Regions from separate parts of the Homo sapiens genome. Here region 2 is linked to region 1. Evidence: chromatin loops called from intact Hi-C (ENCODE). Cell type or tissue: endothelial cell of umbilical vein. All regions are shown on one strand. Links, peaks and the distances in the headings refer to the core of each region. The heading gives the core; the rest is flanking DNA.

The links. Hi-C counts contacts between places; a loop is a spot of excess contacts. Peaks named below come from ENCODE experiments on the same cell type or tissue, not always from the same donor. Only the 100,000 strongest peaks of a DNase experiment are listed, where the experiment ranks them.
Region 2: a loop joins it to region 1, with 2.1 times the contacts of the local background. A loop is called at or near these places in 2 of 110 quality-filtered maps.

What each region holds. Positions count from the first base shown.
Region 1 is chr5:132,293,068-132,300,719 of GRCh38, reverse strand. SLC22A4 (solute carrier family 22 member 4) reads right to left here and starts at 6,326. Exons shown (of 10, transcript NM_003059.3): 1 at 5,711-6,326. The coding sequence starts at 6,103. RefSeq lists silencers at 6,159-6,208, 6,279-6,638 and enhancers at 6,869-6,918, 6,735-7,353. In endothelial cell of umbilical vein, for the core only: no CTCF peak of the experiment used is centred there; DNase peaks (open chromatin) are centred at 3,799 and 5,379; H3K4me3 peaks cover 1,732 bases; H3K27ac peaks cover 3,294 bases.
Region 2 is chr5:132,826,231-132,833,672 of GRCh38, reverse strand. It overlaps SHROOM1 (shroom family member 1), which reads left to right and starts at 3,026. Exons shown (of 10, transcript NM_001172700.2): 1 at 3,026-3,079; 2 at 6,066-6,212; 3 at 7,086-7,396. RefSeq lists silencers at 2,718-3,137, 3,348-3,657. In endothelial cell of umbilical vein, for the core only: a CTCF peak has its summit at 3,594 (motif pointing left); a DNase peak (open chromatin) is centred at 3,532; H3K4me3 peaks cover 1,663 bases; H3K27ac peaks cover 427 bases.

The sequences.
Region 1 (7,652 bases), core at 1,439-6,438:
CAGATAAAGGCCCTTACCCTGGATATCTACATTCTCTATCCTTAAAGTGAAAAATAACTTGGTTTGAGCTAGAATAACTGGAGCAACAAAATAAAGATGGATAGCATTAGTTTATAACTGATGAAATAAAATAAGTATGTATGAACCTGTACTGATATAAGTTAACAATTGCATACATTAATAAATAGATGTGGAGGGGAAGCTCTTCTTCTCAGAAGAATTCCAATTAATAAATGTTGAAGGAATCAGAAAATGCAAAATCATCACTAGGCAAACTGCAGTAATAATTGTTTCAGTCAAGACCTAGTGATGAATGCTAAAATCAGTGAATAAAAATTTGAGGAGACACAGGATTTTGTATAATCTCGAAGAACCTCCCTTAAGATATTTATTAGTGACAGAGGAAAAAATAGTACCTTTACAGCAGAGAAATTCCACAGACACCAACTTGACAAATGATCAAGGTTAACATCACCAGTAATAAGACACATCAGCATCATGTACCCACTGGTATGATGCCCAGAGAATGCATCACTTCTAAGGTATCATTACCAAAAAGTGCATAACGCAATCTAATTGTGAGAAAAATCATGCCAACCCAAACTGAGGAGCATTCATCAAAATACTCATAAAAATGTCAAGATCATGAAAGATAAGGAAAGACTAAGGAACAATCACAGATTGGAGACTGAGACATGACAACTAAATACAACATGGGATTTTGGATGGGATCCTACGATAGAAAAAGGGCAGTAGTAGAAAAACTGGTGAAATCCAAACAAAGTCTGTAGTTCAGTTATTACTATTGTAACCAATGTTAATTTCCTGGTTTGGATAAATGCATAACGCGTATTTAAATTGTTAACATCAGAGAAAGCTAGATGAAGGGTATATGTGAAATCTCTGTACTATTTTCAAACTTCTCTCTAAATCAAAAGTTATTTCAAAATAAAGTTAAAAAATAATCGCCAGGCGCGGTGGCTCACGCCTGTAATCCCAACACTTTGGGAGGCCGAGGCAGGTGGATCACCTTAGGTCAGGAGTTCGAGACCAGCCTGGCCAACATGGTGAAACCCTGTCTCTACTAAAAATACAAAAAACAAACAAACAAACAAACAAAAAACTAGCCGGGCATGGTAGCAGGCCCCTGTAATCCCAGCTACTCGGGAGGCTGAGGCAGGAGAATCGCTTGAACCAAGGAGGCAGAGGTTGCAGTGAGCCGAGATGGCACCATTGCACTCCTCCACCCTGGGCAACAAGAACGAAGAAAGAAACTCCATCTCAAAAAAATAAAATAAAATAAAATAAAATAAAATAAAATAAAACGAAAAATAATTTGACTCTTAGTAACTGCACAGGTTGAAAAACTTGGACCTCACAATCAACCCCTGAAGAAGGAAACTACCTTATACACATGTACACACACAGACGAATGCACTCACGCAAACCCCAACTCAGACACCTTATTGCTACCTCCTGGCATACTATGAAAGGCATTTCTACAGCACAGCATGCCATCCTTGGTTCCTGGCTAACCCTGTCCTCCTGTGAAGAGGTGTTGGGGGGCAGTTCAGGCAGACTTGTCTGTCCCCAAAGATATGCCCATTGGGAGATCCTGGCACGGCAGTATAAGGCAAAGACACAATCTGAGGACAGTCCCACTACCTGTGTTGTGCCAACTGGGATGCAGAGAACCTTCTCAGGGGCCCTGGGCTTGGCCCTGTACACTGGCACTGGCCAAGTCAGTATGGGTTTGGACTTGTGTTCTATTCTCTGAGGCTTGGAACTGCCACTGTGGGGAGAGGGGCTCAGCCTCCAGCAAGTCCCATCACCTATTACACAGGCCACAACCTGGACTTTAGAACAGCTCCCACCATGCCCACTGTCCCCAGCCAGTGGAGAAGGCAAAGAAGGTGCTGAGCTTCTGCCTTTACCACTCCTCACCACCACCTAGGAAGCCCATTTGCTGGTGCCACACTCTTTGCTGGTGCCACACTCTGTGCTGGCCACCACCGGATGGGGCATGGGGCATTATCTCACTGAGTCCTCCCAACAACTCAGATAAGGTGGCTTCTCTTATTATCCCCATTTTGAAAACTGAGATAAAGTACACATAATATACAGTTTACCATCTTAGCCATTTTTAAGTGTACAGTTCAGAAGCGTTCACACTGTTGTGCAATCAATCTCCAACACTACTTTCATCTTACAAAACTGAAACTCTATACCCATGAAACAACGACTCCCTACTCCTTCCTTCTTCCAGTCCCTGGCAACCACCATTTACTTTCTGCTTCTGTGAGTGTGACTACTCCTGTAGTGAAATCAGAAAATAATTTGTCTTGTGACTGGCTTATTTCACTAAGCGTAGTCTCCTCAAGGTTTATCCACGTTGTAGCATGTCCTTCCTTTTTAAAGCTGAATAATCGTCCATTGTACGCATATACCACATTATGTTTATCCATTTGTCTGTGGAAGGACACTTGGGTTGCTTTCACCTTTTGACTATTGTGAATAATGCTACCATAGACATGGTGTACAAATATCTCTTTGAAACCCTGTTTCAATTATTTTAGACATATATCCAGAATTAGTATTGCTGGATCATATGGTGATTCTATTTTTAATTTTTTTAGGGACCACCACATTATTTTCCATAGTGGCTGCACCATTTTACACTCCCACTAGGAATGAACAAGGGTTTCAATTTCTCTACATCCTCACTAACACTTGTTATTTTCTGTGTTTAAAAACAACAACAACACTTTTTTAGAGGTGGGGTCTTGCCCTGTCACCCAGGCTGGAGTGCAGAGATATGGTCATAGCTCACTGCAACCTCAAACTCTTGGGCTCAAGTGATCCTCCTGCCCCAGCCTCCTGAGAAGCTGGAACTACAGTCACATGCCCTCATGCCTGGCTAATTTTTTATTTATTTTTTGTAGAGATGGGGTCTTACTATGTTGCCCAGTGCTGTCTTGAACTCCTGCCCCCTAGCAATCCTCCTGCCTCGGCCTCCCAAAGTGGATTTCTGGGTGTTTTTTTTTTCTTTTTGTAGTAACTATTTTTAAGGGTACAAAGTGGTACCTCCTTATGATTTTCATTTGCATTTCCCTAGTGATTAGTGATGTTGAGCCTCTTTTCATCGCTTGTACCCCCAATTTATAGACAAGGAAACTGAGGCTTTCATCAGTGATGTAACCTGCCTGGAGTCAGCCAGGTGGTTGGCAGTGGAGTCAAAACTGGCCCTCTACTGAGTCTGACTCCAGAACTCTGTGTGCTGCCGCCCCTCTGGGGGAGAGCCATCCATCCATCCTGCTTACCCTGGTACTTGCTTCCTTCCCTCCTCCTCCCAACCACCAGAGCCCAGTTTTTTGTTGTTGTTGTTGTTTGTTTGTTTGTTTTGAGACACAGTCTGGCTCTGTCACCCAGGCTGGAGTGCTGTGGTGTGATCTCAGCTCACTGCAACCTCCGCCTCCCAGGTTGAAGTGATTCTCCTGCCTTAGCCTCCCGAGTAGCTGGGACTACAGGGGTGCACCACCACTCCCAGCTAATTTTTGTATTTTTAGTAGAGACGGGGTTTCACCATGTTGGCCAGGCTGGTCTCAAACTCCTGACCTCAAGTAATCTGCCCGCCTCAGCCTCTCAAAGTACTGGGATTACAGGCGTGAGCCACTGTGCCCAGCCCCTAGTTGCTTTTTATTTTACTTCCACCACTCAAAAAGGAAGCCAGGAAGGGAAAAGCTGCCAAAAAAAGCAAATCCTGGTGCATGTGTGTGAATGTGTGATGATGTACATCCTTAGAGGTCCCTGTGAACAGCGTACAACATGAGTAGCTATGGACTTGGAGGCCAGCAGCTACTCACCCCTCACGCCCTACAGTGAACAAAACCAGCGAGCAATGGAAAAGCAGACAGGTCAGCCCAGCTGCCAGGGAAGGCTGCCACTCATGGGTCCAGCCTCCATAACAGGCACTGATAACACTTCCAGGAATCGACGCGGGATGAGCTGGCCCCCAGTCTCAGCTGCTCCCAGGCCATGCTGTGGGCAGGGAGTGGGCAAGCACTAGAGCCCCTGCTAGGGAAGCAAATCCAGAGAAGCATGGCCACCTTAGGGCCCAGGGTAGGTATGGTGCCAATGCTGGGGGATCCAAAGGCAGTCCCTGGGCTGAGCCCACTTCCCACAGGTGCCACAGATTCGACAACCACCACGCCTGGCTGGCCACCATTCTCTTGCAGAGGAGAGTTTCAAAACTTCCTCACTGGTCTTCTTGTTTATCATAGCAGCTAGAGTGAGCTCTTTCCAAAAGCACGAACCTGGCCTTAGAATGCTTACTATTTTCTCACTGTCCTCCGAATAAAGTCAGCTCCTCAGTATACATAGAAGGCCACTATGAACTAGCCCTTGTGGCCATTTCTAGTCTCATTTGTCATATCTGTCATCCCTTGAGTTCCAGCCACTCCGATATATGAGAATTCCATTACCTGAATTTCCCATACTCTTGCCTAGACAGGTCTTGCTCACATTTTCAGAATCAGCTAAAATCATATCACCCCTTCTTGGAGTATTTCCTCCACCTATTGTCCCACAGAGAGGGTGATTTATTTATCCCAGGTCACATAGCAAGCAAGGCAGGACTTGAATTTGGGTTCCAGAACCCTATTGCTAACCAGGGTTAATGTTAGCCTTCTCAGTAACACAGCCAGTGTGCCCCATGGGCATCTGAGGGTAGGCTCCACACACCAGATGTCCACACCTTAGTGCTCAGCACAAGGCCAGACACAATGTCTGATGACCGCTATACCGTGCTGAGGGAAAGGGATAAGGGACTAGCAGAGGCCACTCAGGTTTTTCTTGGGAGGAGCATGAGGCAGAGGAGGGACTAGCAGCAGGGAAATCCTACCTGCCTGACCAATAGCAGGCAACAGCTCCATGAGGATGCTCTCCTCAGAAGAAAGGTGTATCCTGACCCAGGTCCTTACCAGATGTGAAGCAGCAAAAGCGGGAGAAGTGTGTGTGCATCCTCATTCCTGGAACTTAGAAAACCTGCCACTAACCACGCAGGGTGCTGAGGGGCTACAGCCCCTGCCTGCCAACTCACCCTGTGCTCAGAGAGGTCCCTGAGGGCCAGGGCTTCCAGCTGGGGTTTCGCCTTCTGTGCTTCCTTGCACCCAATGAGCCTCAGGAGGCCATCTGCTGTCTTAGAGAAACTGGGGCCTCAGGAAAGGACCCCAAACCTCACAAGTATATGGTACGGCAGTACACCTCCTGATGCCTCCAGAAGTCTGTGGCCAGGGAACAGACAAGATTTGGCCCCGCCCTGCCCAGTAACAAGGTCCCTCACACCCCTCCTCCCATGCCTGGCAGGAAGGTGACTCAGGCAGTGCGTCTGGGTAGCCTGGGGCTGCGCTTCCCCCAACGCAACATCTAGGTTCTTAGGAAACTTCATTTGTTGTGAAAATCGGAAATGAAAAGACAGTTGGTGACAAACTCCTTTCTCCATCACCTCCTTATTGGACAGAAACGACCCAGGAATGCGCCTCGCGTGAGTCCTATTCTTTCTTGGGGTGCACACCCGCTGCTGGAAGTATGAACAGCAGGTTTGAGGGGGAGGGGAGCGCTGACCCGGGCACTGCGCAGGGAGTCTCAAGGGGGGCTGACGCAGAGGGAGGGTCAGGCACTCCCGGGTCAACGGTCTCGGCCTGGCACCCACCTCGGTCACGACGGTGGACAGGTAGACGTCCTGGCTGAACTCCCAGCCATCCAGGCAGCTCTCCTGCTCCAGCTGCCCCAGGTCCACGTCGCGCCCCGGCTCCAGCCCGAGCGCCGAGAAGTTGGCGATGGTGGCGAGCCGGTAGCGGCTGCAGCTGTGGGGCACCTCGCGGCCGTCCCGCAGCCGCAGCGGGACACTGTTGTTGCGCCAGGCGCTGCTCAGGTTCGCGGCGTCCGGCACTCGACAGCGGTGCTCCGGGGTCCCCGCCAGGAACACGACTGACATACCATTGAAGCCATTGGGGATGATGCTGGCGCTGAGCAGGAAGAAGATGAGGCGCTGGAAGGGCCCCCACTCGCCCAGGAAGGCGATCACCTCGTCGTAGTCCCGCATGCTTCCCACTGCCGCTCCGAAACTTGCAACTACGGGTGATGACAGCGTTCTCAGGACAGTGTCTTGTAGCTGGGGCGCTCCCCAAGGATGTTAGAACGTTCCCGGGGGACAGGCAGGCTGTTAGAAATTGGGGCGCGAAGCCGGGGACCGTTCCTGGGAAACAGGCTGAAGGCGTTGGAGCGTTCCCGGGAGCTCGCGCTGAGCTTGATGCCACTGTACACTTGGGACCACACCCCCATCCCCGGCCGGGCGCGGGGAAGGGGAGGGCGGCCCAGCCCGGGAGGCTGGGCTCCCGGCTGTCTCCGCCCTGTGCTTCGCGCGCCCGCCCGCCCCCAAGGACCTGACGGGGGCTTCCAGGCTGGGCTCAGCCATTCCGCCCGCGTGCCGGGGAAGAAGCTCGTTCTCGGTTGTCCCCAGCCACCCCCGAGCGCTGATTCCCAGACCTGGGCCCCACGTGGGAGGGCGGGCGCAAGGGAGGAGCCGAGGCCAGAGAGCGAGTTCTCGGAGGGGTCGGCCCTCGATCTGCTCGGGCCGCGTGGCCCCGGGCCCAGACCCCAGCAGGGTTCCCTCCGCGGTCTCCTCCAATCTGGAGGCTGAGCTTAGGCTGCCACGCGTGGGGCGCGGAGGGGCGAGTCAGTGGAGTCGGTTCCCGGGAAACTTCTGGGGGCGGCAGAGCGACAGGAGCGCGCCCTCTCCTGTGGCGCCTCGCGCAGGCGGCTGGCACACGCCGACAGGGAGCTCATTTCCCAACAGTCCTAGCAGAGCTGAATTCGGTCACCCCTGGCGGCGCCCGGACAGCGTCCTCAGGACAGCCAGGACCCTCATCTTGCACAGGGAAAACAGGCCCACAGCCTGGAAGGGATGAGCAAGGTCACACTACGTCAGAGATGGGCCCGGATCGGAGGGAGGGGCGGGGGCAGGAGACAACCGAGTGCCCGGGAGGCGAGTTTCCTCCCCCGCACGCCGGCGTAATGGCTGAGCCCAGCCTGGAAGCCCCCGCCGGGTCCATGGGCGGGCGGGCGCCAGGACATGGAGCCTGCGCATTGCGGGAGCACAGTCATGGAGGCACTGTCGTCACGCTGGGTTCTGATTTTGAGCCCCTTGCTCTCCTCACGCCCCCAGGGCCCTTTATCGCGGCAGGCTGTCAGAGCTTTCTCCGACTGGAAGGCTTTCTGTTAGCAGAAGGGCCTGCCCCCAGTCCAGGAACAGAGGGAGGGAGGGAGAGAGAAGTAGGAGATCCGATTTGGCGCTCAGACCCGGCAGGGTAACCAAAGCAGGGACCACAGCCTCCCTTTTTTTGGCTCAGTGCCCAGACCTAAGGCCCTTCTGCTGTTGTGTGAGCTAGCCCGGGCCTGGAGCCTGAGCCCTGGGGTTCACGAGGCAGATAAAATTGACAGGGTGAAGAGCTCACCTCTTTGGAGATTTTGCACGAGTGTGTTTGTTTCCCCAGGCTCCGATTAAGAGGCGGAGGGACATTTCTGCCTCTTTTTGTGTAGCTTCCAGTCTGACCCCTCCTCTTAGGAGGACTTCCCACCCCCTTGGAACCTCA
Region 2 (7,442 bases), core at 1,642-6,641, 530 kb before region 1:
CACCATCACTAAGGGAGACTCCAGCTTTGTGGCAGTTTCTTCCCCCTTCTCTTCTCCAAGATTCTCTGTGCTTTTGTAATAATGAGATAGGAAGTATCAGTGCCCCCTAGCCAAAGACCACCACGAGCACACCTGTAGTTGAACAAGTTGGGTTCATTGCTTGTTGAAGTGAGAGAGGACACGTAGCATGGGAAACCACGTGGCATCTCAGGAAGAGAGCATTGGAAAGGACTTAGAGGATCTGGGTTTGGGTTAGTGCTTTTCAAGAGGGTTAAAGAAGCAGAACTTTCCTTTGTGCTGGATGCTGTCAAGAAGCAAGAGTAATTCTATGATTGGGTATATTAATAAATCTTATCTAGAAAGAGGAATGATTAGAGTGAGGCTAAAGCTGCAATTGGTAAAGAAGCAGCAGGTACTCACATTAGCTAGGACAGCAGGCACTCATTAGCTAGGTCATTTTTGTGACTTGGACAATGTTCATGCTTTTGTATGTGTTAGACATGATTAGAGTGCTGTTGTTTTTGTCTTGATCCATCATTGTTAAAGAACGGCCCTGTCTCACATTGATGCCCTGTGAAATGGCTTATGTCCAATGGGACAACAGTAAGGCCTTGCTGTGAATGTCAGGTCAAATTCTGGCAACACCAAGGTCCAGCTGGGCCTTTCAGATGTTAGGGGTTACTTTTCTCTTTCTCAGAACAGAAGAGGTTAAGAGAGACGTGGGTAGGTGGGATTTCAGTTTTCTGGGGACTTAGGCAGAGAGTTGCTTAGTGTGTGCAAGAGGTGAGCGGTAGGTGGGTGGAGTGGGTTAATAAGAATCGCTCTGGACTGCATCCTCATGGTCCCTAGCAGAGAGTTGCTTAGTGTGTGCAAGAGGTGAGTGGTAGGTGGGTGGAGTGGGTTAATAAGAATCGCTCTGGACTGCGTCCTCATGGTCCCTAGCAGAGAGGTGCTGTAGTGTGTGCAAGAGGTGAGTGGTAGGTGGGTGGAGTGGGTTAATAGAATTGTTCTGGACACTGTGTCCCCATAGTTTTCAAGAAATATAAGTAAAAAACATAACCATTTTTTTTTTTTTTGAGACAGAATCTCACTCTGTTGCCCAGGCTGGAATGAAGTAGCGTGATCTCGGCAGACTGCAGCCTATGCCTCCTCGGTTCAAGCGATTCTTGTGCCTAGGCCTTCCAAGTAGCTGGGACTACAGGTGCGTGCCACCACGTCCAGCTATTTTTTTTTGTATTTTTGTAGAGACAGGGCTTCGCCATGTTGCCGAGGCTGGTCTCGAACTCCTGAGCTCAAGCAATCTGCCCACCTTGGCCTCCCAAAGTGCTGGGATTACAGGCATGAGCCACCGCCCCAGCCAACATGAGCAATTAAAAATTTTTTGTTGTTGTTTGCTGGGCTGTCTTTCTTCTATTTTGATGCTGCTGTGAGACTCTGTGGATCAGGGTCTTAAAAATATTAAAAGTCTTTCAGGCCGGGTGCGGTAGCTCATGCCTGTAATCCAGCACTTTGGGAGGCCAAGGTGGGTGGATCACCTGAGGTCACGAGTTTGAGACCAGCCTGGCCAACATGGCGAACCCCGTCTTTACTAAAAATACAAAAATTAGCTGGGCGTGGTGCCCGGTGCCTGTAATCCCAGCTACTTGGGAGGCTGAGGCAGGGAAAATTGCTTGAACCTGGGAGGCGCAGGTTTCAGTGAGCAGAGATCCGGCCACTGCACTCCAGCCTGGGCGACAGAGGGAGACTCTGTCTCAAAAAAGCAAAACAAACAACAAAAGTCTTTCAAAGCCGAAAGGTTCTTAGGCACTGTCTTAAAGCCTAGCGCTCCAGCTGAAGCTGGTGCCTGAGTCCAGATGGTGTTGAAGAAGGAGCAGGGCCCAGCGGGCACCACTCTCAGAAGTCGGGCTCAGGTGTCTCCTGCCTCCGAACCCAAGAAGACCCAAGAAGACAGAGTTCCTCAGGCTCCCAGTGTCCCTAGGAAGTGGCAACCTTGACTCTTGGCCAGAGTTCAGAGTCCTGGTTATTAACACCAATAAACCTTTATTTGCCAGGGATACTACCATGGGAGGACACAGCCCCTGAGCCCAGCCCTGTTGATCCTGTGGGAGCGGGAGGGCAGCGGAGGACAAAGGCAGAGACCTGAGAGCCGGAGAGGCTCATCAAAGGGTCCCCAGCCCCTCTCAGGAACGGAGCATTTCTTGGCAGAGTGGTATTCATAGGACAGAGTTTGGGAAGTCGGGGCAGGGGAGCCTGAGGACACAGCAAGGAGAGCTCAGTGGCAGGTGCAGGCAGAGCGTTCTTTGGAAAATGGAGATCCTGGAAGGTGAGGGCCTCGAGCGCCAGTGTCCAGCCTTAGTGGGTATGCATATGTCCAGCTCCCTAAGGACACACTCAGGACAGCTAAGGTGCACACAAGTCCAGGGGCTTCCCCGTGCTCCGCCCCCCTCTCCCCCACCCCGGTAGCAGGCTGGAGGGCCCAGACCATGCTGGGTAGTGGGAGAAATGGAAAGAAATGGGACAGGGAACAGGAGACAAGAGCCCATGGTGGGAGTCAAAGAGCTGGAAGAGTTTTGGAAATGGGGGTCTGGGGGTAGAGTTGATCAAGGGCCGAGTTACTCAGCGGGACAGGTGGGAGGCACGAGGCCCTGGCAGCTCTGTTTTCTTGGCCGGGCTTGGGGGGGAAAGCGGGTAGCCGTCAGGCGCCTAAGGGCCCGCCCTGGACCTCCCCACCGAGGGAGGTGTCAGGCCCCGAGGGACCCGGCCCCCGAGCATCACGGACGCGCTGGAGGCCGGTGGGCGGTCGCCGTAGTCGCCCTCCCACCACCTCGCTCAGGTTTCTCCGGCCTGGGGCAAGAGGCCTGTGGCCCGCGCGGGAACGCACTGTCCACCCTCAGACCTGGGACTGGGCCGGCGCGCGGACGCTACCAAGAGGCTGCGGCTCCCGCCCCCGCGGCCGGACGTGGCGCCTCCCCTGAGGCCGCGGCCGGAGCCTGGAGGTGGGGTCGGAGTCAGAGCCCGGGGCTCTGATGTCACCGCGCGGCTGCGACGGCCCAGGAGCGCGTCTCGGCGGGAGCCTCAGGTACGCGGCGGGGGCGGGGGAGCGGGAAGCGGGCGGCTGGGTCCGCTTCCCCCGGGAGGCCGGCGGGGCTGCGGGCGGACGGGGGTGAAGAGCGGGCGGCGAGGCGGTGGTCGCGGGGCAGCCCGGGCATCGTTCGGCCGGGACGTGTCTGGCTCGGCGCCGCGTCAGGTTGCGCCAGTGGAGTCGGACCCCAGCGCGCCTCTCCCAGCTGCAGAGCTGCAGGGCGGAGAGGCGGCCCACTCTAAGCTGGCGGCGCGGCTCAGGGGCGCGGCTGGGCGCGCCGCGTGTGGCGCCGGCGGGCAGCGCGGTCTCACTCCGCCACCCTCCGCTCCTGCCCTTTGTCGCCAAGCATCTGGAGAAGCCGGGTCCTTCCCTCCCGGGCTCGCGCTGTCCCCTGCGCGCGATCCTTCCCCGACGGTGAACCCAACGGGAAAGGCCCAGAACTGCGCGGGGCTGCGGCCATCTGCTGTCGAGCCGCTCCGCGTGTCTCTGCCGCCCCCTGCGGCCGCCGGGGCCTGCGCCTCTCTCCCTCCCGTGCCTCGGCTCCCAGAGATTGAACCCCAGGTAACCGGGTCTGTCCACGCCCGCGGCCGCCTCTCCCCGGGTGTCGCCAGCTTCCTGCATTTCCTGTGCATGGCACGGAGCTCGGGTCTCCAGAGACTCTGCATCTGGGGTGCAGCGACCGATGAGCCCGTAAACCAGTCGCACACTCGGAGCGTGGATGCTGCGTGGGGTGCGCTGTCAGCGCGGACAGGCTGGGAGAACGGGGGACGCTGGGGACAGGGAGAGCCGGTGAACTTCCCAGAACGTCCGCCTAGCCAGACCCAGCTGCGGGTACTGGGTTTTGAGACGTGGTCCAGTACCCAGGAACTCAGTCTGACAGGGAGACAGCGCCTACACAGTGAGCCCAGTACTGAGGGAAGACCCGCTGGGAGGGGCGGCCTGGATAGCCCCTCCACAGAGAGGTCAGATGTGAGGTGGCCTTGAGGGAGGTATGATGTAAATCCTGATCATTCGTTGTATTTGAGGCTGTCCGTTCTCCTGTGCCTCCTCGGTCGCCTTACTTGGATCTGTTCCCATTGCCTTGGTGTGATTTTATCCACCGGAAACTGTCTTCAGCTATTTCCCCAGTAACCTCTAACTAAAAACCTGGGTCTTGCCTGGTCTACCCTCCCCTGCTGAACTCCAGAGCCACATCCCAACTGCTGCCTGACTTGTCACAGACACCATGAAGCCCAGACTGAAGGAGCACTGGCCCCCTTGACAATTCCTCAGCCCCAGCTCCTCCTTTCAGACTGGTGCCTCCACCTGCCAGACCCCTAGCTTTGAAGGCCAATCTCATCTTCGTCTCCTTCCTCTCTGGCTCCTTCATTCAGGTGACAAGTATACATCAAATGCCCACCCCAACTCCCCCTCCCAGGACTCCAATCTGGTGTCTTTCTAGCGGGGAGTCTAGGTTGCTCCCTCTGCTCTGGAGAGGCTTGGCAAAATGCCTGCAGAGCTCCTTGAGCTCCACCTCTGAACTCCCTTTCAGCAGCCGGCACAGGCATAACAGCCCAGCCCACAGGTACCACTGCCACTGAGGCAGGGACCCCTAAGGTAGGGCTACCCCCAGCCACAGGGGCTGGCTGGACTGCAAGAGGCTCCCTGCAGCCAGACAAGTATGAAAATGCCTTGTTGTTTTGTGCTGAGGCCCCCCAAAACACACCAAAGCAGCTGGGCCCTCTTGGCATGGTAGGTTCTGCAAAGCACCCACTGTGAGGAGCCTGCGTGAACATCAACCTGATAGGGCCACCAGTGCAAAAGCATCTTCAACAAGTTACAGTCAATAAGGAAACACATGTGTAGACACATTTTTATTGCCCATTCAAGCTGTTTTTATTTGCTGAATTCAGAATCCTTTAACATAGTAACTCACAAATAAGATAGATTTTCATAGATTTTCAAGACCTCTTTTGAGGAAACATCTTGTGTTTGGTGATCCCCATCTGTAGCTGCAGCAAGCCAAAATGGGCAGGATGGGTGACATGAGCTAGTGCTCCCAAGCTGGACTCAGAAAGAGTAGGAAGAGAAAGGGCTAATGTCTGAGCAGTCGGGTGGGCTTCCTAGATGAGGGGACTGTCCTCCCAGGAGCTGCTACTCAGAGTAGTTTCTTGTCCTCCTAAAGTTTAGAGTGGAAATACTTTGCAAAAGAGGTCCCCAACCCTAAGTGTGAGGGCTAAGCTCCTGGGCTTAGTAGGCATATACAAATGCCCCCAGGTGGGTGACATCAAGATGTTCTGGTCCTAGGTCTGCTGAGAGCCTCTCCTGGGAATGTTGTAGGTACTGCCTTTCCCTTTTAGGAAACACCATATCCTCCTACCACTAACCCCCATCCTTGCCCTAACCAGCAATCTGTAACATCCTGGGCCTCAGGGACGTGGGTGGAGGGTGACTCTGAGCTCCAGATAGTGTCTAGGAGGCTCAAATAAGCCTGCTTTTTGGTCCTCACCCTAGCCGTGGGCCACCCTACTCTGCACTCCCTACCAAGCAGCTCAGAGAATGGAGGCCAGCGCCCAAAAGTCTCCATAGTTCATAGGGAGCCCCAAACCTCAACACTGCCCTTTCCCAAGCCTCAAAATTTCTCTTACCCTGACCCAGGCACACCCACTCAACTCTTACCCTTGATCCCCCTCCCAGGACCAGAAGGGATTGATTTCTGGTGAGTCCTGCCCCAAGCTGTGCTTGCCTGCTCTGTTCGTACCTAATATTGCATGAGGAACCTGGCCAGTGTCTATGGTGGCAAGTGCTTCACCCATTCTGTCCTCTTCCCCAGAAAAGACTAATAGGGAGGGAAGAAGCGTGCGCAGAAGCTAAGGAACTCTCTTCCTTCTCTACCAAGGCCACCCCTACATCTACTCCCTGCAAATCTGTTATTTCCCTTGACATTCAGCAAATATTTGGGGTTTTGTTTTGTTTTGTTTTGTTTTGTTTTGTTTTGAGACAGAGCCTCACTTTGTCGCCAGGCTGGAGTGCAGTGGCGCGATCTCGGCTCACTACAACTTCCGCCTCCCGGGTTCAAGCGATTCTTCTGCCTCAGCCTCCCGAGTAGCTGGGACTACAGGCGTGTGCCACCACGCCCAGCTAATTTTTGGTATTTTTAGTAGAGATGGGGTTTCACGATGTTGGCCAGGATGCTCTTGATCTCTTTACCTAGTGATCCGCCCACCTCGGCCTCCCAAAGTGCTGGGATTACAGGCGTGAGCCACTGCACCCGGCCCAAATATTTAACATTGACTGTATGCCAGGGACTCTGCTGGGCACTGAGAGTGCAGCAATGAGGAAGAGCAGGGCCCATTCTCAGGAAGCTCAGGGGTGGGAATGGGAGGAGGGAATCAGAAGCAAGCCAACAGGGACAGTGTGGGGTGGGGGTCAGCTCAGCACACTGTAGGAGTCCCAAAAAGTGAGGAGACCTCTAAGCTGAGTCCTACAGGAGAAGCAAGAATAGAAGCAGGGCAAAGATGGGGGTCGGCCCATCATTCCTAGACGAAAGGCAGAGTTTGAGAAGTGGGGGCCAGATTATTTTGGAATCTGCCAATAGTGTATGGGGAGGTAGGGGTGACTTTCCCATAGTGGAGTGTGGGCTTCCTTGGAGGATTCAGGCTGTTGGGGAACAGGAGGGATGGTAAACTGCCTTTCAGCAGGGCTTGCTTCTAGGAAATTGATTCTGGCTGCAGTGAGCGTGGAGGCAGGCCTGGATTCCAGGCAGGCTTCTGCCACGTCCCAGCTGTGTGGCCCTGGACAAATCATTTCCCTCTCAGAACCTCATTGTCCTTGTCTGTAAAATGCAGACAGCAGTTGCAACGATCAAAATAAATATTTATATAAAGCACCTGGAACATAACAGGCACAGAGGGAGGGAGGAAGGCTGTGAAGCTGCCTCTGCCCCTTGCCCTGGGTCTTCCCCCACCCCTCCTTTCTTAGCTCCCCTGAGGTCACAAGAGTGTTCTTGACCATTGTTTATCAGGGAAAGATCACATGGAGAAGCCAACAGAACGGCCAGGAAGCAGCCTGGGTGGAACAGGGTTGGGGAGGAAAGGAACATGGGTACATTCTCAGCGTTCCAGGAGGTCTCAGGGTAAAGGCTGCTTGTGTGGGCAAGGGGAGCCTGGCAGGGAATGAGCTGGTCCCAATTCCTTCCCCTGAGCTGGGCCCTCAACCTTCAGAGGTGCTCCCTGGGACTGGTCCTACTTCCTCTGCCACCTCTGATCCCAAGGTGACTCTGCCAAAATCTGGGGGATGCCAGCGCTTGTGACGGTGTGACCAGGGAGGGGAAGTGTAAGTGTCTGGCCGTCCGTGGTGGCGGGGCCAGCAGGCTGTCCCA